5 separate regions of the Homo sapiens genome follow, and regions 1, 3, 4 and 5 are each linked to region 2. Evidence: chromatin contacts called from ENCODE Hi-C or POLR2A ChIA-PET data. All regions are on one chromosome and are shown on one strand. The core of a region is the stretch at or near the end of the contact, and the rest is flanking DNA. Distances in the headings are between cores, read along the strand shown.

Region 1 (4,018 bases), core at 396-2,895, 1.0 Mb before region 2:
CATGTGCACCAGAGGCCCAGGCAGCCCCTGAAAGAGAGGGAGGTGCCCTACAGAGCACTTAGCTTTGCGGTCACCGGAGCCTGCCCTCACCAGCCAGGTGACACCAAGTGTTACTAGACCTCTCTGAATACCACCCAAAAGCTGAGAAACAGAGGCCTCTCAGAATTCGCATTACACATGGAATCAGAATTCTGGGCAGCGTGAGGTCATTCTTCACTCACTGTTCAATTCCAATCTCTACCAGGTGTTTGCTGAAGAAAACAAACTGGTTTGAGTGTGTCTCACGAGTCTGTTTCCAACAAGCTTTCCAGAACCCACATAGGAAGCCGAAATGCCCTGGCTGACAGTCTCTTCATCAACATATCCAAAGACAGTATTCAAATTCCCTGATGTGGTAGAGTGTCTGTTCATGTCCCCCTCCCACAATGGCTGAGTCCCAGACCTGGACAGTGACCTCACCACCACCCGTGGTGCGCCCTGGCCCTATTTCAACCCTACTTCCTATGGTGTTCTCATAGCACCGTGGAGAATTAAAGAGGCCACTAAGTAAGGGCACTCTAAATAAACAAAGCACTATAACGGATCTTAACCAGCAGTGGACACACAGCTTCTATAACTAGTCTCCCACTGGGGAGCCTCATTAAGTTAGCAGCTGGGATCCCAACAAGCCCAGGGTGAAAAGTTCTGCAGGGGATGACTGCCAGTTCAGATCCACTCTCACTGTGGCTCTATTTCCACCGTTTCCCTGGATTTCCATTCACAGAGCTCCCTGACATAGGACACTAGAAGGGCAAACGCAGTGTCACCTGCCACTATTACTCAATTACTTGATGACCACGGTGATAATCTGGCACTAAACTGGCTGTGGCCAAAGGCTAGAGAGCCAGAACCTACTTCCAGCAAGCTCCTCCTTGCCCTGTGTCCCCACTTGAAGAGACTGCTAGTGACCACACCTTGGACTTCAATCCACAAGCCAATCCATTCTTTCCAGGAGACAAGGACGCGACTGACAGTACTCTCAACTGGAGAGAAGCGCGGTCTTCCACCCTCCCTGGAGGACACGGTGCTACCCTATTAGCGCATCAGAGGACCCTCCTGAACGCCAAACTGGGAGAAGAGGATGACACACACCCTCTCCTCCAAACAGAGCGAAGACAAAACCTGGGAGAAGGGAAGGCAAACAGTCCCGTTTCATGGCAACATCAAATGAGATCACAGTCCTCATCCCCATAGACTTGGTTAATGGGCGTGCCCCCAACCTATCTTCAAATCTCAGGGTCTCGGCGACGCCCTGGACTCTGGCCCTAAACCCTCCCCCATTACTCGTCCACCTGGGACCAACGAAAACTCGGACATGCCCCTCCGCCAACCCCTCAGACCCCCGCCTACCTGCTCCCCAAATCGAGGCCCGCGGGACACCTGGACTCGGCAGCCGGGGTCCCGCTCTGGGTCCCAGCCCCGCCCCTGACTGCGCTGGGTAGGTGGTCGCTGCGGGACCCGGACCGGCGGAATCACACCCAGAGCCCCCAAGCCCACGGCAGGGATGTCACCCGGGGTGGCGAGGCTCTCAAGCCCGGGTTCAGGCTCTCAGGGGAGCTGGCAGAACCAGGAGCGACCACACTCACTCGCGGTCCCGCAGCCCCGCCGACACCCAGGCGCGTGACTCCCTGAGCCGTACCACCACCCAACACTGCGGTGGGGGTGCGGGAGCCGTCCGAGCGCGTCCTGCACCGCGAGGAGAGCCGGGCCTCCCTAGCTCTCGCAAGCCCAGGAACACAGTCCGAGTCCTACAACTCCGAGGTCTGACTGGGAAGCAGGGGCCGCTGCCCGACAATTACCCTTTTCCACCGCCCCTATTCCGGTGCCCCCCTCTGGGAAGTTCCGAATGGTTCAGACCGCACCAGCTGGGGATGCTGGGGGAAACCATTTCATTAAGCGCGGGAGTATGCTGAAACTTAAAAATCATTTTAAAAAGAGATTTGAGGGTAAATATAGCCAACCTAAGGCTTCCTGTCCACATAAAAGAGAAAAATAAAGAAAAAACGTTATAAGAGGTTGGCAGGCTTTTTTTTTTTGCTTCACCAATGGTTTTTATTAAATTGCTGATGGAACCCGTCCTCTCCCTACATTGAGAGTATGGAAGGTGCGGGAGACGGCCGTCACGTGACGCGGAGAAGGCGCGGCGCCCGTGGGAGGTTGGTTGCAGAACTCGGAACCGCTGTGCGCGCGCATGTGTGGGATTCGGTCTTCCTCCCTCAGTGGGTCTTTTTTAAAAATGTGAAAATCAGTTTTTGAATAATATTCTTTTTTTGAGACAGAGTTTCGCTTTCGCTCTTGTTGCCCAGGCTGGAGTCCAGTGGCGCGACCTCGCCTTACTGCAACCTCCGCTTCCCGGGTTCAAGCGATTCTCCTGCCTCAGCCTCCCGAGTAGCTGGGGACTACAGGCGTCCGCCACCACGCCTGGCTAATTTTTTGTATTTTTGCAGAGACGGGTTTTCACCCTTTTGGCCAGGCTGGTCTTGAACTCCTAACCTCAGGTGATCCACCAGCCTCGGCCTCCCAAAGTGCTGGGATTACAGGCGTGAGCCACCGCGCCCGGCCTGAATAATATTTTTTAAAACTAGAGCGCCCATTACTAAATTTAGCTACTTAGAAGTTAATTGTAAAGCCATTAGTTTGTGATGTAGTGTGGGTCCTTCCAGTGAAGACCGGAGAGAGATGGGAATCAGAGCCTGACCCGCCTGTGCGCGCTGCCCCCTGAGGTGTGGCTGCCCCCTGAGGTGTGGCCGCCCCGGAGCCTTCCGCCGCGGCCGAGGCTATGGTTGCCGCAGAGTCTCCAGAATGTGCTCACCAGGAATAGAATAGAAAAGTGGGTGGTTGTGTTTTTGAAATCAGAAGTCACTTATTTTTTTCTCTTTAAATTTCCATGTTCTGGTCGGGCGCGGTGGCTCACGCCTATAATATCCCAACACTTTGGGAGGCCGAGGTGGGCGGATTACGAGGTAAAGAGATGGAGACCATCCTGGCCAACAGGTGAAACCCCCTCTCTACTAAGAATACAAAAAAAATTAGCTGGGCGTGGTGGCACACGCCTGTAGTCCCAGCTACTCTGGTGGCTGAGGCAGGAGAATTGCTTAAACCCGGGAGGCAGAGGTTGCAGTGAGCTGAGATCGTGCCACTGCACTCCAGCCTGGCACAGAGCGAGACTCCATCTAAAAAAAAAAAAAAAAATCCATGGTCTGTTGAAAACGGGACACGAGAAAAGAACGAAAGTGCAGCTTGTGTTTTCTGCCGTCTTATAGTGGCTTGGTAAAGATTAAGGAATATGGGGTGGCGTTACGAGGTTAGGCATTGCCTTTATGTGTTTAATTATTCTTATCAAGCGAATTCCTCTTGCTGTTGGACAGCGCAAACTTAATTTCTGAGGAGGTAGTAAGTTACAGGGTGATTTTATTTTATTTTATTTTAGAGACGGAGTCTTGCTATGTCTCCCAGGCTGGAGTGCAGTGGCGCGATCTCGGCTCACTGCTACCTCCACCTCCCGGGTTCAAGTTCTTGAAACTAATGTTTGTTAATGAGATTTTTAAGTCAAGAACAAGGTTTTTTTCACCTTGTAACTTTAATTCCAGGAATTACCTTTTTCAGTTTGTTAGTGGAGTTCACCACCTTGCTCAGATTATCCTTATTTCCATGGTGATAGGCTAATGGCGGAAGGTTATTCAACTAGTGTATTTTCAGTAAAAGTCAATGTGCATTTACCACACCTGGGCTCAATTTAGGCCATTAACATCTTTCCCAACACCACTGGCTTCAGCCACCTACCTCTTTTGGAGGTACTTTCTTAAATAAACCTATAAATCTTTAAAAAAAAAATTAACAACTGCCAAATCTTTGCCTCAGTGAATTGTACCAAAGGTTATTTAAATTGGGCTCTCATGGGGTATAAAAACTTTCAAGGTCATGCAACAAAAGGGACATCTTAGAAGTCGGAAAATGTGCCCATTCTCATGGGAAAGAT
Region 2 (3,926 bases), core at 692-3,191:
GCTAGGGAGCGCCGGGGCGAGGGCGCTGGGGGGAGCCGCGGGCTGGGCCAGCGCCGGCCCCGCCCCTTTAACCCGCCCGCGCCCGCCGCATTCCGCGGGGAAGTGTAGGCTTTAGGCCTCTTAGGGCCTCAGTTTCCCCGTCTGTTCGAAGACTGCGGAGGCACCAAGGAGTGCGGGCCCCCCCTGTGCTGGAGTTGGAGGCTTCCACGATCTCCAGGCTTAAGTCCCAGCGCCCCAGGGCAGGGGCCGTAACGGCCGCTGGTCGAGGCACCGTCACCTGCGCTGCTGCAGCACATGAAGCTGGCCCTGACCTCAGAGAGATTCTAAACCTCGGCCCCGGGGCGCAGAGGCCCAGGAAGTGCCTGTACTTGGCTGACCGGTGGTAGTGAGACACCTGGATCCTCGGGTCCTAGCTCTCCTGCTTCTGGACTTAGTTTCCTCATGTGTTGTTTTTGTTTTGTTGAGACAGGGTCTTCTTGCTCTGCTGCCCAGGCTGGAGTGCAGTGGTGTGATCATAGCTCACTGCAGCCTCGAACTCCTGGGCTCAGCCTCCCGACTACCTGGGATTATAGGCGCAGGCCACCACACCTGGCTAAATTTATTTATTTTATTTATTTTTTATTTTTTTTGAGACAGAGTCTCGCTCTGTCGCCCAGGCTGGAGTGCAGTGGCGCAGTCTCGGCTCACTGCAACCTCCGCCTCCCGGGTTCACGCCATTCTCCTGCCTCAGCCTCCCGGGTAGCTGGGACTACAGGCACCCGCCACTACGCCCGGCTAATTTTTTTTTTTTTTTTTTTTGTATTTTTAGTAGAGACGGGGTTTCACCGTGTTAGCCAGGATGGTCTCGATCTTCTGACCTCGTGATCCAACCGCCTCGGCCTCCCAAAGTGCTGGGATTACAGGCGTGAGCCACCGCGCCCGGCCTTATTTATACTTTTTGTAGACACGGGGTGCTTGCTATGTTGCCCAGGCTGGTCTTGATCTCCTGGCCTCAAGTGATCCTCTGGTATCAGCTTCTCAGAGTGTTGGGATGACAGGCGTGAGCCACCGCGCCCTACCCAGTTTCCTCATTTGTAAAATACTTTCTAAGGTTGTCACCATGAGCAAATTAACAAAGAATGCACGTGTAGCTCGCAGCATACAGCAGGCGCTCAGTGAGTGGCAGGTTATTATTCCGTTTTGTTTTGTTTTGTGCGCCAGGTTATTATTCCCACTTAGTGTCAGCACCCCTGTGCTCGTACCCCCCTACAAAGGGAGGCTCCAGAAGAGAAGCATCCGTCTTGGTCCTTGCTGTTCAAGGGGGCTCGCCCTGGCTGACACATAGCAGGACCCCAATAAATGAGCCACAGCTGTTATATGCCCAACCATCCTTCGCAGGGGAGGAGGGGGTCTAGTGTCCCCATTTTACAGGAGAAAAACTGATGCCCAGGTGGAGAATGGCCCACACAAGCTCGCACAGAGCAGGTGGCAGGGGTAGGCGCTGTGCCCCTCAGGCCCACAGGTAAGAATGAGGCCACCAAGACACTCTCTCGCAGAGGTGACCTAAGAGGTTGGATGTGCCGGGCCTCTAGCCATGTGCAGCCTCTCTACCTGGTCCCCAGAAGGAACGGGGCCCAGACAGCTTCCTCCACACCGGAGGCTCACATTACAACGCACAGACGTCCTGGAGGGTCGCCTGTCACGTCACCTGTTCGCGGTCTCGGAATGCAGCCCTGCACCTTTAAATCCAGACTGCGTCAGGGAGTCCCGCCCCAGAGGGAGTGCGGCTGTCGGCTGGGGGGCGGGACCTGCCCTTCATTGGCTGAACCGCGCAGTATTTTGGCACCTGTGCGCTGGACTCGAGCGCTCCGATTGGAGTTAGGGCCTGCTTGTCTGCGTGCTGCGAAGTCCGCGGCTGCCCCCGGGGCCCTAGTCGTTGGGTTCCAGGGTCCTTCACGTTCCATTCCCAGGCTGGTCTGAGCTCCGGGGCCGTGGTCCCGCTGCCTCCTCCGGTCGTCGTGCGGAAGCTGCGACGCAGGTACAGCTGGAGCGCGGCGGGGCGGCCCCCAGGGTCACCGGGCTCGGGGCTTGGCGCGCGACGGAACGCAGATCGGGGGCGTGGCCCGCGATCACCGCTGGGGAAGGCGGGGAGGGGACCTTTGGGGGACCAAGGGCAGCGTTCGAATCCTAGCCCAGCCCCCTTCCCCTCTCGGTCTCTTGGTTTATCCTGCGAACGGGGCGTCACCCGCCCACCTAGGGCTGCTGCGCGGCCTGCTCCGCCCGGGCCCAGGGCAGGCAGGTTTGGCGGAGGAGGGAAGGCCAAACGGCCTCCAGGGCCCCGCTGCGCAAACTTGGGTTATTTTCAGCCACCCGTGCCCTTTCCTGCTTCTCGGAGCTGGAAGGCTGTGGACTGAGGCCTGCGCGACCCCGCCAGAGATGGGGCTGAGTCCCAATTTAGACAGGTTGGGAGTATTTAAAGCGCTTTACAGTTTGCAAAGTAGATTCCTGGTCTCTCTGGGGGCGGGTGGCAGTATTGATCCCCGAGTCACCGATGAGGAGATTGAAACCGGCCCTGGGGCCGTGGCGGGTCACCCGGTTGGCCTGGGATCGCCCCAGAGACCGTCTTATTTTTAGTCTGGGGCGAATGGGCGGGTGTACGGGGCTGAGTCACACAGCGCTTCAGGCTTCAGCTACTCCAGGCATCTGGTCACCTGGCAACTGGGCCCCTGGCACCCACACTCTGGCAGGGCAGGTAGAAGTCCTTGGTGCCCGGGCAGGCTGTGACCTCATGGTCATCTGCTCAGGCCTCCCCGGGAGAGTTCTGCTTGGTGTCTAACTGATGTCCTAAGGTCCCAGCCCTTCTCAGCTCCCAGGGCCTGAGGGCAGTGTCCCCCTCGCAGAACGTGAGGAATGTGGACTGGGCCCTAGGAGATCTTTGCCTCCACTTCCCAAGTGCTGGCCCCCACCCAGCCACACACTTCAAGGCTGCCCACATCTGCCCCTCACTGCTGCCTATGCCATCTTACAGGTGAGCAAACAGGCTGGGGCCCAGGCCTTCACCTTACTTTCTGTGTTGCTTGGCCTTCCGGCAGTTGAGAAGCATCACCCACCACTACCTACACATTGTCCCAAGACTGAGAGGCCCAGAGAGCCCCCTGTACAGAGGCACTGGGCAGCCCTTTCTGCCCTGCCAAAGGGGCTTCAACCCTGACAAGCACATCTGCATTGGCCTGCCTGGGCAGCTTGGGCCGTCTTACTCTGCCCGTGCTCTGACTTGGTAGCTCTGCCTCTTGGGCTACCCTGTCAAGATTTGGGGGTAACTGGTCCCAGTGGTCCCCCAGACTGGCTGGGGCCCCAAATTGTTGGTCTTCTCTGGACTTTGGGCTCTTCTGAAGAGGTTATCATAGAGGGCTGCTGTGCCCTCTGGGTAGGAACCTTCAGATGAGGCTGCTGCTGAGGACCTGGGCACCTGGCACAGGGAGAATCCGTCAGACTCTGTGGGCGGATGAGAGTCTGGAGGCCTTGCAGTCATGGGTTGGAGACCTTACCACTCACTTGTGAGCTGGCAGCCTGTAGCTCTGTAACATAGGGGTAGTGATGATGACACCCTGGTGATGTCAGAGGTCCTGGAGGGTGGGCTCCAGGGAGAGAGGCCCCTTCCTATACCTGCACAAGCCTCAGGGCCTTTGTGAGCTTCTTTCCAGGCAGCTTTGGGAGAAGGGGCTTGGCAGCTCCCTCATCTCCTCATGAGAGATGGGGGCTTGGGACCCCAAAACCCAAGCTCATATCCCATCCCTGCCCTTTCTCAGGTACTTTACGTGATTTCCCAGGGCCTCGGTGTCCTCCCCTGTGGATGGGTGGCCCCTTTCTCTGAGAAATTCTCAGAAAGCCCCCCTCATGGGCTCAGCTCTGTTACCCAGCATAAGGACAGCTAGAGCACCTGTCCA
Region 3 (4,100 bases), core at 1,395-3,894, 1.9 Mb before region 2:
TCAAAATCACTTCCAAAATTATCTTAAACTGTTTATTTCTATCTCCTGCTTATTCACATCAGTAGACAGTAGATCCCGGTTTTAGTTAATTTAACTGAAAGCTGTCTAGGTGTTAACTCATATACCAGCTCATTTGTCGACATAGCTTCTCAACGTTATGCTCAGGTATGTTGAAATTTAGTAATTAGCGACCTTTCTAAGAGATGTTTACTTAATTGTATTAATACACACATTTCTAGACTACTTCTTACATTATGAAGGTTGGTATCACGTGAAAAACAGCCAATTTCATGTTTACTTCCACCCCACCCCCGTGACTGTGCCAGGCACCAGGATCCAAACACATCTGCCTTACTCACCTTCCTTGGGTTATCTCCTTGCAGGACGAGTGGCCACACCCAGGGTGTAGGGAAACCCGTTGCTTGGTCCTAGCTGGTTAACCTCACCCTTGCACAACAAGCACGTCAATGGGAGCAGGATCAGCTACTTTCTTGTAGGTGAATTCCCGTTTTTGAAGTGGGGTTTCGGCTCCCTAATCTGCACTTTTTTTTTTCCTACCAGTTTGGAGAAACAGCTGGGAAGAACTGGATTTGCAGGTATTGCTGGAGCCAGAGCGAAGCCCGGCCACTGTCACCATGGGCTCCAGCCTCGCCTCTCTGGGCCTGGTGGTGAGCGGCTTCAGCAACAGGTTTCCGGTCCCCGCAGAGGGTCCCACTCTGAACTCCCGATTTACAGACTGTTCTCGGGCCGTGATGAGGATTAAGACAATGCAACTAAGAGCACTCTGACTACAGAAGCATGATTTAAAGCTCCACAACCCTGCAATAACCACGAAGAAAAATAAAAAGCGGCTAGTCCGCCAGGCACGGTGGTTCATGCCTGTAATCCTAGCACTTTGGGAGCCCGAGGCAGGCGGATCTCCTGAGCCCAAGAGTTCAGTAACAGCCTGGGTAACATAGCAAGACTCTGATCTAACAACAAAAAAAAATTAGACCAGGAACAGTGGCTCACATCTGTAATCCCAGCACTTTGGGAGGCCGAGGCAGGCAGATCACCTGAGGTCAGGAGTTCGAGACCAGCCTGACCAACGTGGTGAAACCCCATCTGTACTAAAAAATACAAAAATTAGCCAGGCATGGTGACACGCACCTGTAATCCCAGCTACTCAGGAAGCTGAGGCAGGAGAATCGCTTGAACCAGGGAGGTGGAGGTTGCAGTGAGCCACATCACGCCACTGGCCTTCAGCCTGGGTGACAGAGTGAGACTCCGTCTCAAAAAATAAATACAAAATTAAAAAGCCAGGCGTGGTCCACGGTCCCAGCCACTTGGGAGGCTGAGGTGGCAGGATAACTTGAGCCCTGGAGGTCAAGGCTGCAGTGAACGGTGATCACACCACTGCACACCAGCCTGGGGACACAGCCAGACTTTGTCACAAAAAAGCAAAAACAACTGGCCAGTGTATGAGGGGCTCGTGTTTTTTGTTTGTCTGTTTGTTGAGACAGAGTCTCACTCTGTCGCCAGACTGGAATGCAGTGGCACATTCTCGGCCCACTGCAATCTCTGCCTCCTAGGTTCAAGCAATTATCTGCCTCAGCCTCCCAAGTAGCTGGGATTACAGGCGCCCGCCACCACGCCCGGCTAATTTTTTTGTATTTTTAGTAGAGACGGGGTTTCACCACCTTGGCCAGGCTGGTCTTGAACCCCTGACCTCATGATCCACCCGCCTCGGCCTCCCAAAGTGCTGGGATTACAGGCGTGAGCCTCCGCGCCCGGCCAGGGGCGCGCGTTTTTAAAACATGGGAGAGGGAATTGTGCTTCACAATCACCATCAGGTGTCTCGATATCGGGTGCCACGCCGTCCCGCTTCTGAGGCGCGGCGGCCCACTTTGGCAGGCCGAGGCGGGTGGATTACCTGAGGTCAGGAGTTCGAGACCAGCCTGACAAACATGGTGAAACCCCCGTCTCTACTAAAAATACAAAAAATTAGCCGGACGTGGTGGCGCATGCCTGTAATCCCAGCTACTTGGGAGGCTGAGGCAGGAGAATCGCTTGAACCCGGGAGGCGGAGGTTGCGATGAGCCGAGATCGCGCCATTGCACTCCAGCCTGGGAAACAAGAGCGAAACTCCGTCTCAAGAAAAAAAAGGAAAGACCCCCCCTCCTTCTCCCGCCGGAAATACCCTCTTTCAGGACGGCGCGCCTGTGCGGCGCACGCGCGCTCAGTTACTTAGCAACCTCGGCGCTAAGCCACCCCAGGTGGAGCCCAGCAACAACAGAGCCACCGCGTCCCCCACCAATCAGCGCCGACCTCGCCTTCGCAGGCCTAACCAATCAGTGCCGGCGCTGCAAGGAAGTTTCCAGAGCTTTCGAGGAAGGTTTCTTCAACTCAAATTCATCCGCCTGATAATTTTCTTATATTTTCCTAAAGAAGGAAGAGAAGCGCATAGAGGAGAAGGGAAATAATTTTTTAGGAGCCTTTCTTACGGCTATGAGGAATTTGGGGCTCAGTTGAAAAGCCTAAACTGCCTCTCGGGAGGTTGGGCGCGGCGAACTACTTTCAGCGGCGCACGGAGACGGCGTCTACGTGAGGGGTGATAAGTGACGCAACACTCGTTGCATAAATTTGCGCTCCGCCAGCCCGGAGCATTTAGGGGCGGTTGGCTTTGTTGGGTGAGCTTGTTTGTGTCCCTGTGGGTGGACGTGGTTGGTGATTGGCAGGATCCTGGTATCCGCTAACAGGTACTGGCCCGCAGCCGTAACGACCTTGGGGGGGTGTGAGAGGGGGGAATGGGTGAGGTCAAGGTGGAGGCTTCTTGGGGTTGGGTGGGCCGCTGAGGGGAGGGCGTGGGGGAGGGGAGGGCGAGGTGACGCGGCGCTGGGCCTTTCCGGGACAGTGGGCCTTGTTGACCTGAGGGGGGCGAGGGCGGTTGGCGCGCGCGCGCGTTGACGGAAACTAACGGACGCCTAACCGATCGGCGATTCTGTCGAGTTTACTTCGCGGGGAAGGCGGAAAAGAGGTAGTTTGTGTGGTTTCTGGAAGCCTTTACTTTGGAATCCCAGTGTGAGAAAGGTGCCCCTTCTTGTGTTTCAATGGGATTTTTATTTCGCGAGTCTTGTGGGTTTGGTTTTGTTTTCAGTTTGCCTAACACCGTGCTTAGGTTTGAGGCAGATTGGAGTTCGGTCGGGGGAGTTTGAATATCCGGAACAGTTAGTGGGGAAAGCTGTGGACGCTTGGTAAGAGAGCGCTCTGGATTTTCCGCTGTTGACGTTGAAACCTTGAATGACGAATTTCGTATTAAGTGACTTAGCCTTGTAAAATTGAGGGGAGGCTTGCGGAATATTAACGTATTTAAGGCATTTTGAAGGAATAGTTGCTAATTTTGAAGAATATTAGGTGTAAAAGCAAGAAATACAATGATCCTGAGGTGACACGCTTATGTTTTACTTTTAAACTAGGTCAAAATGCAGATCTTCGTGAAAACCCTTACCGGCAAGACCATCACCCTTGAGGTGGAGCCCAGTGACACCATCGAAAATGTGAAGGCCAAGATCCAGGATAAGGAAGGCATTCCCCCCGACCAGCAGAGGCTCATCTTTGCAGGCAAGCAGCTGGAAGATGGCCGTACTCTTTCTGACTACAACATCCAGAAGGAGTCGACCCTGCACCTGGTCCTGCGTCTGAGAGGTGGTATGCAGATCTTCGTGAAGACCCTGACCGGCAAGACCATCACCCTGGAAGTGGAGCCCAGTGACACCATCGAAAATGTGAAGGCCAAGATCCAGGATAAAGAAGGCATCCCTCCCGACCAGCAGAGGCTCATCTTTGCAGGCAAGCAGCTGGAAGATGGCCGCACTCTTTCTGACTACAACATCCAGAAGGAGTCGACCCTGCACCTGGTCCTGCGTCTGAGAGGTGGTATGCAGATCTTCGTGAAGACCCTGACCGGCAAGACCATCACTCTGGAGGTGGAGCCCAGTGACACCATCGAAAATGTGAAGGCCAAGATCCAAGATAAAGAAGGCATCCCCCCCGACCAGCAGAGGCTCATCTTTGCAGGCAAGCAGCTGGAAGATGGCCGCACTCTTTCTGACTACAACATC
Region 4 (4,186 bases), core at 1,217-3,716, 1.9 Mb before region 2:
GCCCACCGCAACCTCCACCTCCAGGGTTCAAATGATTCTCCTGCCTCAGCCTCCCGAGTAGCTGGGATTACAGGCGCCCACCACCACACCCAGCTAATTTTGTATTTTTAGTAGAGACGGGGTTTCTCCATGTTGGTCAGGCAGTCTCAAACTCCCCACCTCAGGTGATCCACCCGCCTCGGCCTCCCAAAGTGCTGGGATTACAGGCATGAGCCACCTCACCCAGCCTACATACAATTTTAACCCTTTAAAGCTTATATATAAGCCAAACTCAGAAATGAACATTAAGATCTGATAAATGTCTTAAAATCGCTTTCCAAAAGGATTGAACACCCTTACCCGATAAATAAATGAGAAAACATTTCACTGTACAGTCTCAGGCAATAATTATAGGAAAAATAGCTCACTGCAGTTTTAATTTGCATGATTAAGACTGATCATTTTTTCATGTTTCTTTACGTTTATGTATTTTAATTTTTTCTGCACACATAATGCTTATTGTAAAAACTCCAAACTTCACACTATTTGAGAGTGCTCAAAGTGAAAGCCTCCTGTAATCTTTACACCCAGAGGGATCTACAGTTAATTATTTGTTATATATTCCCCCAAACTTTTTTCTACACAATATTTTAACGAAAATGGTACAGTTATACACACTTTTTGAATATAATTTAGTAGACTTTATAAGTACAAAGTCATGGCAATCTAGTGGGAGAAAAACAGCTTTTTTATGTCAATATTTTAAAACTTTTTCTTGACCATTTATCAGTTTGTCTTAAAATAAAAATTTATCTCAAATTTGAGTTTTACATTCTTCTTTTTTTCTGTATGCCTTGAAGACACCATGAGTTTTACATTCCTAAGGATCTTCGTATTCCTTCTGCCCAGAGGCAGCCGTCACCCTATAGGTGCTCAAATGTTTGATGGATGAACGTTTTTTAAAAATTCAGTGTGCAGTCCAAGATGAAAAACCAAAAAGTGAAGCACACAGAAAACCAAATATGTATCTTCTGTCGGGGACGACTCATCCTAAGAGAATTTCTTCCGCAAGAAGCTCAAAGGAACATGTTCAAGAAAAGAAGTAATTCTCAGGTTATGCAATTGCTAGGTTATTCTTGTCGGTTTTTTCCCCCTAGTGTTTTGATTGTTCTTTTTAATTCGTAAAATTGACACTGAAATATAATATCAGGGCGTTAAAATATCTCTCTGTAGCACAACTGTTCCCCGAGGCAGGAATCCAGATCGCATTTGGAGAAAAGAAGGCAGCCCTTTAACAGCCCAGTTAAAAGCTCTTTCCCAAATCGCGGACACTCGAGATGCTCCTCGGGCCATCTAAAAGACTGCGGAGCAGCCAGGAGGGCGAGCGGCAGGGAGCATTAGCTGGCTGAGCACATAAAAGCCTCCCTACGTAGGTATCCCCGCCGCCGCGCGAGGCCGGAGCATCTCTTCGCGCGCGCTTCTCTCCCGGATCAATAACCTCCGCCCCCTGCTCCCTCCCTGGCAGTGCCTGGAACAATGACGGGATTTTGCTTCCCAGTGAGTTCAAAACTATTCATGCTTCCTTCAACGCTTCTACCTTTCCCTTCCACCCACCCTCAAAAACACGTGTGCAAACACAAAAAAAAAGGGGATTCGGGTAAGAGAAAGCCGTGGGATTTATGTTCTTTTCACTAAGAAAGGCCCCCACACCCTTTGCGCGCCAGCAAGAGACAACGTCCCCGAGCACGATGCTTATGGCCGGGAAAGACTCTTTGTGTCCCAAGACGGCTGCGCGCGCCCTCAAGCTCCGGACGAAGCCCCCTTTCCATTCCCAGGCCACACAGCCCTAGAAGCACCGCCCCGCCCCGCCGCCCTTAGAATTAAGGAATAACCCCAGTGCTAACGGGGGAGCCGCGTCGGCTCCGTAACGTGGAAGGCTCAGAGCTGAAAGGCGCCCAAGGCCTGCACGCGGGCTGCGAGCCCGACTCCTGCCGAGGGGGTCCGCGTGGCAACGGCTCCCGCGCCCCCCGGCCCGCCGCACTCACAAGGTGTCTAGCAGGAGCTTGGCGGCACCCTCGGAGGTAAGCTTCTGCCGCTTCTGGAACGTCTCCCAGCGCTCCCGCTGCTCGCCCAGGTCCAGGTTGGACGCCGAGGACGTCGGGGTCGCGGGAGTCGGCGGCGGCGGCGGCGGTGGCGGGAGCAACGCCAGCTCAGGCGGCGGCGGCTCCCCCGGGCCCTCCTCCTGGGCCCGCGGCGACGAGCGCCTCAGCCGCGGCTTCTCCGACGGCGGCTTCTCCACCGCCTGGCTCTTGCTCCCGGCCTGGCTAGCGGAGCGCCGTGTGCGGGTGGCGCTGGGTGCCAAGGCAGCGGCCGCGGAGGCCGCGGGGGCCGCGGAGGCCCCGGACCGCTTCTGCCCGCGCAGCTTGGCGGCCGCAGAGCTCCTCGATCGCCGCATGGCTCCCGCAGCCTGGCGCGCAGGCCTCGCAGCGCGGCGCGCCCCCGCCGGCCTGCGCGCGCCCCCGCCGCCCGCCAGTCTTCAGGCCCAGGGGGCGCTGCGCCCGGCTGCCCCGCTCCGCCAGCCGCGCCCCGCAGCGCGGCGCCTGCCCGCAGGAGGGAGACCCGGCCCGCCCGGCCGCTGGGACGCACCTGCCTGTTCAGTCCCGCAGGCAGAGGGGCTGCGCCTGGGCCTACGCTCGCGATACCCAGAATCCACTCGCACCTGCGAAGGCGCCCCTGCCCTGTGTGAATCCAGCGGGCTCTTCGTACCTTCCCGACCTGGAGGGGCCTGGGTTGGGCCTGAATTCGCAGGCTCATCCGAGCGGGCAGCCTGGGGTAACTTCGTCTCCAAAAACGAGCTAATTTGTGTAAACGGCCTGCCACCTGCTACCTCCTGTGTAACAGCGGCCGAAACCATAGTTCTTCACCTTCGTCTTTTCTGTCACATTATAGAACAGTGTCATGAGGATACCAATAGTCAACAGATTTGGGGTTTCATTTTAATTAAATGAATGACCCGCGCGTCGAATTTCATTAGTATGATTTTGATGAAGGCAGCACCAAAGTTTAAAGACAAAAGGCACGAGAATCGTTGATGGAACCCAGATAGTCTTCTTCTCCTTCTCCTTCTTCTTCTTTTTTCAGACCGAGTTTCGCTCTTGTTGCCCAGGCTGGAGTGCAGTGACGCGATCTCGCCTCACCGCAACCTCCGCCTCCCAGGTTCAAGCGATTCTCCTGCCTCAGCCTCCTGAGTAGCTGGGATTACAGGCATTCGCCACCACACCCGGCTAATTTTGTATTTTTAGTAGAGACGGGGTTTCACCATGTTGGTCAGGCTGGTGCCGAATACTCCCGACCTCAGGTGATCCATCCGCCTCGGCCTCCCAAAGCGCTGGGATTACAGGCCTGAGCCACCGGGCCCAGCCTATCTTTCTTTTTTTTTTTTTTTTTTTTTTCTTTTTTGGAGTCTCACTCTGTCGCCAGGCTGGAGTGCAGTGGCGCGATCTCGGTTCACGCAACCTCCGCCTCACCGTTCCAGCGATTCTCCTGCGTCAGCCTATCTTTCTTCTTTATTCTGATTTTCTTCATGGTATTGTTAGTTTAATAGTTTATTGAATTAAAGGCATAGTTTAACTATTTTGTCTTTTTTTTTTTTTTTCCATACAGGATCTGACAGACTGGAGTGCAGTAGCGGGATCTCGGCTCAGTGTAGCCAAGAACTCCTGGCCTCAAGCGATCCTGCCGCCTGGGCCTCTGGAGTAGCTGAGTAGCTGGAACAACAGGCGGCGCCCCCCCCCCCCCCCCCCCGCCCCAGCGAATTGTTGCTATTGTTGTTTTGTAGATACCGGGTTTCCCTATGTTGCCCAGGCTGGTCTCTAACTCCTGGCCTCAAGCGATCCTCCCGCCTAGTTCTCCCCAAGTGTTGGGATTACAGGCGTGAGCCACCGAGCCCCACCTTGCCATTTTGTCGTTGTTGTTGTTGGAATTATGGTTTACACACAGCAACGTGCAAATATCTTAGATGTACAGCTTATGTGACCACCACCACTTCAGATACAGAACATTTTCAGCACACCAGAGTTTCCCTCAGGCAAAAGAAAACAGAGGCGATCACTGTTCTTTTACCACCATAGGTTGGTTTTGCTTATTCTTGAACATCATTTTAAAACGGCACGTAGGCCGGGCGCAGTGGCTCATGCCTAATCCCAAC
Region 5 (4,006 bases), core at 1-2,500, 1.2 Mb before region 2:
ACCAGATGATCCGTGGAAAAGTACACAGCTCTGGAAGCATTTGCTACTTCTCCTCCTAAAACCTCCTCCATTCCCTGAGCGACAGCTGCTGTGGCTGCCACTACCACATGCTCCAATGTCACCTCCTCCGTGAAGGCTGGGTTAGCTCACCCCCCTGTTTAAAGACTCACCATGACTCCCAGCTGCCAGTGGGATGACATGTGCACGCCTGGGCTTGGAATACAAGGCCTGGGTGATAGAGCCCTCTTCCAATCCCTCTTGCTCCTTCTTCCCCTATCTCCACTTCCAGCCACACTCAACCCTCTCACTGTCCACTTAAACTTCCCCTCCTCCTTGAAGCCACCCGAATTTTTCTAAAGAGCGCATTTCTCCCCTCTCTGGGCTCCTGCAACCTTCTGCCTGAGCCTTTGACAGCCTTTTCCAGGTTGTCTTTTGGCCAGGAGGCTGGACAATGGAGGACGGGAGTGACAGCTCGGCCCCTTCCTAGCAGAGTGATCCTACACAAATTACTCCAGGTGTCTGACCCTTCATTTCCTCAAGCACATCATGGGGGAAAGAATGCCTAGCTCAGCACCTGGCAGAGAGTCAGCCTTCGCTCATCTCCCCTAATGGAGCTGACAGCTCTTCAAGTCCGCTGACATCTTCTCTTAGTCATCCCTTGAAATACTACCCGCTGTTACTTCTCTGCTCCTCAGTCTCCTCCTATGTAAAATGGGGATGAGAAAGGAGAGGTTGCGAACCTTTAATGAGCGAGCCCTTGGAGTATCCAGCCCTTCCCGACGCTAACTGACTCCTACGAGGGGGCCTGGTACACAGTAGGTGCTAAACTAATCCTCTCCGAGCTGGGCTTGGGGAAGATGCCTCCGTTGGGTGTACAGCGTGGGCGCGGGAAGGCGAGCCTGGGAGCGAGGGGGTTGCAGAGAGGCAGCCTGAGGTCGGCTCCGCCTTCCCCCGCATCCCCCGCCCGGGCCCTGCAGCTGTCAGCCCGGCCGGCCTCGGCGCCAGTCCACCAAACCTGAACGTCCCATGCCGGCGCCCCCACCTTCCCGGCCTGCACAACTTACCTTGCGCTCGGCGGCCCTCGGTCCCGCCCCCGACTGCCATTGGCCCAGAGGTTCCTTTGTTAGCGAGAGCGCGCCAACCCCATTGGCCGGTGGGGCTGCCGATCGCGTCGGGCGCGGCCCCGCCCCGTACGCCCCGGCACCTCCCCGCGCCCGGCCGCCCGCCCGCCCGCCCGCCCGCCCGCCCCCGTAGTGCGTGAGGCGCTCCGGTCCCATTTGCAGCGGCCGCGGGGCGCCGAGGGCAGCTGCGGCGGCGCGGACGAGCCGGGACGGCGGCGACCGGAGCCTGAGAGGCGGGCCGCAGCGGGAAGCAGCGGGCCCGAGGCCGCGTCCATGGGCCCGCGGCGGCCGGGCGGCGGCGGTGCGGGCGGGAGCTGGGCGTCGCGCGCGCTGTGAGGCCCGGGCGGCTCAGGAGCCTCGGCGCGTGCAGCGAACCGCCCGCCGGGAAGGAGGCCGGGCCGGGCCTGCGGCGGGGCCGGCGAGGGATGCGGCGCGGCCGCGCTGAGCCCCTAGCCCGCCGGGAGCGCCAGGCCGGCCAGGCCTGCGCCGCCGCCGCCGCCGCCGTCGCCGCCGCGCCGACCATGTCGGCAGCCAAGGAGAACCCGTGCAGGAAATTCCAGGCCAACATCTTCAACAAGAGCAAGTGTCAGAACTGCTTCAAGCCCCGCGAGTCGCATCTGCTCAACGACGAGGACCTGACGCAGGTGAGCGACTGGGGCCGGCCCGGACACCTCCGTTCTGGGAGCCGCGGGTCGGCGGCCGGGGCGCCGCCAAGGGCTGCAGGGAAAATAAAAATGGAGCAGGGAAATGCGCGAGTCCTGGGGCATGGGGACGGGGACGGGAAGTGCATTGACAGAGCTGGGACAAAGGGAAAATCCTCGAGTATGCCGAAAAATAACATCCTTTCCCGTTCCCATTGCCCGGCTGTGTGATTCATGCTTTTTGGGTGACTCAAAAGTGCCTGGTTTCGCTTAGTAGGAACAAAGCGCTTAGGGATTGCATGCCGCTTGACGGGACCCCCCTGAGATTCTGGCTTGGGACTGGACTTGGATTTGTCCAGCCAGAGTGGCCCAGGGGTCGGATTGTTGGGGAGGACTGTGGGCTTCCGTCTAGTGGGACGCAGCCTGCCCCGATTCTGAATCATCGTCACTGTCAAGCACTGGAGAGAGGTGAAGGGGTGTCCAAATCTGGCGAGGAGGGTCTTGTTCTTGAACTTAGTTTGGCAGGCCGTAGTTTAGCGGGGAGCTGGGACCAGTTCCCTGGTCACTGGCCGAGGGGTGAGGAGACCTGTGGGTCCTCGGGAAAGTTGATTTCTGTCTCCCAGCCTTAACTGTCAAACAGGGCTTTGAACTAGTTATGACTCCCAAACGTGCATTAGAGTCATAGCCATTAAACACAGAGTTCTGGGGCCCCCGCCCTGGAGTGACTGGGGAGATGGGGAATTTGTATTGATGAAAGGCTCCAAGAGGCTTGGCTGCAGCCCCCATGGCCCTTGGGAACCCCTGCAGTGATTGCTGTTTGAACTCCTAGTGTTCCAGGATTCCGAGCCTTGTGTGCACCTCCTTGGGATGTGCCTCGGTACCCTCCCCACGGCCATCATCTCCATCCTCTTCAGAGCTTTCTCTCAGCCTCCTGAATGAAGCCAGGGGAAGTCCCTTCACATTCCAGTCCAGTGTGACCTAGTTGTAGCCACTCCTGTCGCAGAAGAACCCCTTAGACTGAAAACGAGTGAACGGGCCTGGTTGTTTTTAATGCCACTTCAGTGCACCCAGGGTTTGACTTGTTTACATGGCCGACTGGAGTAGGGTGGTGGGGCAGGGGTTACGGCCTGGGGCACGGGGCCTTTCTCTGAGGTCAGGTTTCCAACTGCCAGGAAAAGATTCCTTTCATCTAAACCCCAAAAGCTTAACGAAACACTCAAGGCTGCAAAGTCATAGATGGTTAAGATACCAAGGGTTTTAAGGACGGTCAGCTTGGGACGGATAGAACTCATTTACCTCGGAGGGTGTTTTGGAGTGTAAAGGAGAACTTGATTCCTTCTTCTCATCTGGATGCTTTTTTGGATGAAACAGTTTATGCGATGAGGAGTTGTTAGGAGACTTTGCTTCAGGTCTTGGCTGTCACTTCCAGCTGTGTGACCTTGAACAAATCCCTTTACTTCTGTATCTTTTAATTTCCTTATCTGTAAATTGGGAATCCTGGTCCCTGGCTTACCTCCTTCACTGAGCATTTGTGAAAAGCAAGAAATGATATTTTATGAAACTTTTTTCTCTTACAATTTAACAAACCAAAAAAACCTGCCACTTTAAGAAGTTTCTGGGCAAGGGTTGTTCTGAGAGAGGTTTGTAAGTTTCCTGGTTATTCTAAGCAACTGTCAAAATTGGTAAATTTACACCTCATAGGGGCTGTTTTCGAATTCTTAAGCTTAGATAAACTAGGATGGAATCTGCATGTTTGAGTCCAATCTGCTAAGATTTTTTTTAATCTGTTGATTATTAATTGGATTCACGGGGAGAGGCAAACTTAAAATACTGTACTCTCACTGTATTCAAAGTTGAATTGTGGGTTTTGAAACAGGCCTGAGACCTTCAGGGCACAACTGGAATGGTAGTTTCTGAAATAATGAGTGGGGTTATTTGTGCTGGGAGAGGTTAGCCCAGCATTCTACCTCCTGGGATCTTTCAGGAAGAAACTGCTCTTGAAAAGAGAGGAGGGAGACTCAGGGCTGTTGCCAACAGCCTTCTCTGCTGCTCTCTGCATCCGGCCCTCCCTCTCACTCTCATCCTTATGGCTCCATTAGAAAACCTCAACCAATCGGTTCCCATCAGTCTCCCCCAAGCCCCTGCTTCCTGCTGCCCCTCCCAGCCTGGAGCTTATTTTAGACCGTCAAAGCTGGAAGATACATCAGCCACCATCGAGGCCACTCCCTCCTTAAGAGGAGAGGA

Evidence for each region. Hi-C counts contacts between places; a loop is a spot of excess contacts on that map. ChIA-PET counts read pairs that join two places held with the same protein, here RNA polymerase II (POLR2A). Pooled maps may share reads with other maps.
Region 1: a map with no recorded cell type shows a loop between it and region 2 (27-fold over the local background). The contact joins the promoter of FLCN here to the promoter of MIEF2 in region 2. A Hi-C loop is called at or near these places in 2 of 37 single-sample maps with no recorded cell type and 6 of 50 pooled maps.
Region 3: a pooled map shows a loop between it and region 2 (18-fold over the local background). The contact joins the promoter of UBB here to the promoter of MIEF2 in region 2. A Hi-C loop is called at or near these places in 4 of 50 pooled maps. POLR2A ChIA-PET finds 5 or more read pairs at or near these places in 2 of 52 experiments (BJ and HEK293).
Region 4: a map of naive thymus-derived CD4-positive, alpha-beta T cell shows a loop between it and region 2 (31-fold over the local background). The contact joins the promoter of CENPV here to the promoter of MIEF2 in region 2. A Hi-C loop is called at or near these places in 1 of 168 maps with a recorded cell type or tissue (naive thymus-derived CD4-positive, alpha-beta T cell). POLR2A ChIA-PET finds 5 or more read pairs at or near these places in 2 of 52 experiments (HEK293 and WTC11).
Region 5: a pooled map shows a loop between it and region 2 (7-fold over the local background). The contact joins the promoter of MPRIP here to the promoter of MIEF2 in region 2. A Hi-C loop is called at or near these places in 1 of 168 maps with a recorded cell type or tissue (psoas muscle) and 4 of 50 pooled maps. POLR2A ChIA-PET finds 5 or more read pairs at or near these places in 1 of 52 experiments (HEK293).

The regions. Positions count from the first base shown.
Region 1 is chr17:17,235,523-17,239,540 of GRCh38, forward strand. FLCN (folliculin) reads right to left here and starts at 1,646. Exons shown (of 14, transcript NM_144997.7): 1 at 1,390-1,646. RefSeq lists an enhancer at 1,863-1,972 and a silencer at 2,407-2,592.
Region 2 is chr17:18,258,721-18,262,646 of GRCh38, forward strand. MIEF2 (mitochondrial elongation factor 2) reads left to right here and starts at 1,942. Exons shown (of 4, transcript NM_139162.4): 1 at 1,942-2,017. FLII (FLII actin remodeling protein) reads right to left here and starts at 18. Exons shown (of 30, transcript NM_002018.4): 1 at 1-18. RefSeq lists a silencer at 1-109 and enhancers at 1,500-1,629, 2,251-2,871, 2,872-3,491.
Region 3 is chr17:16,378,447-16,382,546 of GRCh38, forward strand. It overlaps UBB (ubiquitin B), which reads left to right and starts at 2,645. Exons shown (of 2, transcript NM_018955.4): 1 at 2,645-2,738; 2 at 3,456-4,100. The coding sequence starts at 3,462. It overlaps LOC124903937 (a long non-coding RNA gene), which reads right to left and starts at 900. Exons shown (of 2, transcript XR_007065643.1): 1 at 360-900. RefSeq lists an enhancer at 2,345-2,624.
Region 4 is chr17:16,351,003-16,355,188 of GRCh38, forward strand. It overlaps CENPV (centromere protein V), which reads right to left and starts at 2,467. Exons shown (of 5, transcript NM_181716.3): 1 at 2,025-2,467. The coding sequence starts at 2,434. RefSeq lists silencers at 1,857-2,466, 2,527-2,676.
Region 5 is chr17:17,041,207-17,045,212 of GRCh38, forward strand. It overlaps MPRIP (myosin phosphatase Rho interacting protein), which reads left to right and starts at 1,251. Exons shown (of 24, transcript NM_001364716.4): 1 at 1,251-1,765. The coding sequence starts at 1,643. LOC124903938 (a long non-coding RNA gene) reads right to left here and starts at 1,119. Exons shown (of 3, transcript XR_007065644.1): 1 at 1,065-1,119; 2 at 575-702. RefSeq lists silencers at 816-1,275, 2,949-3,243 and an enhancer at 1,938-3,137.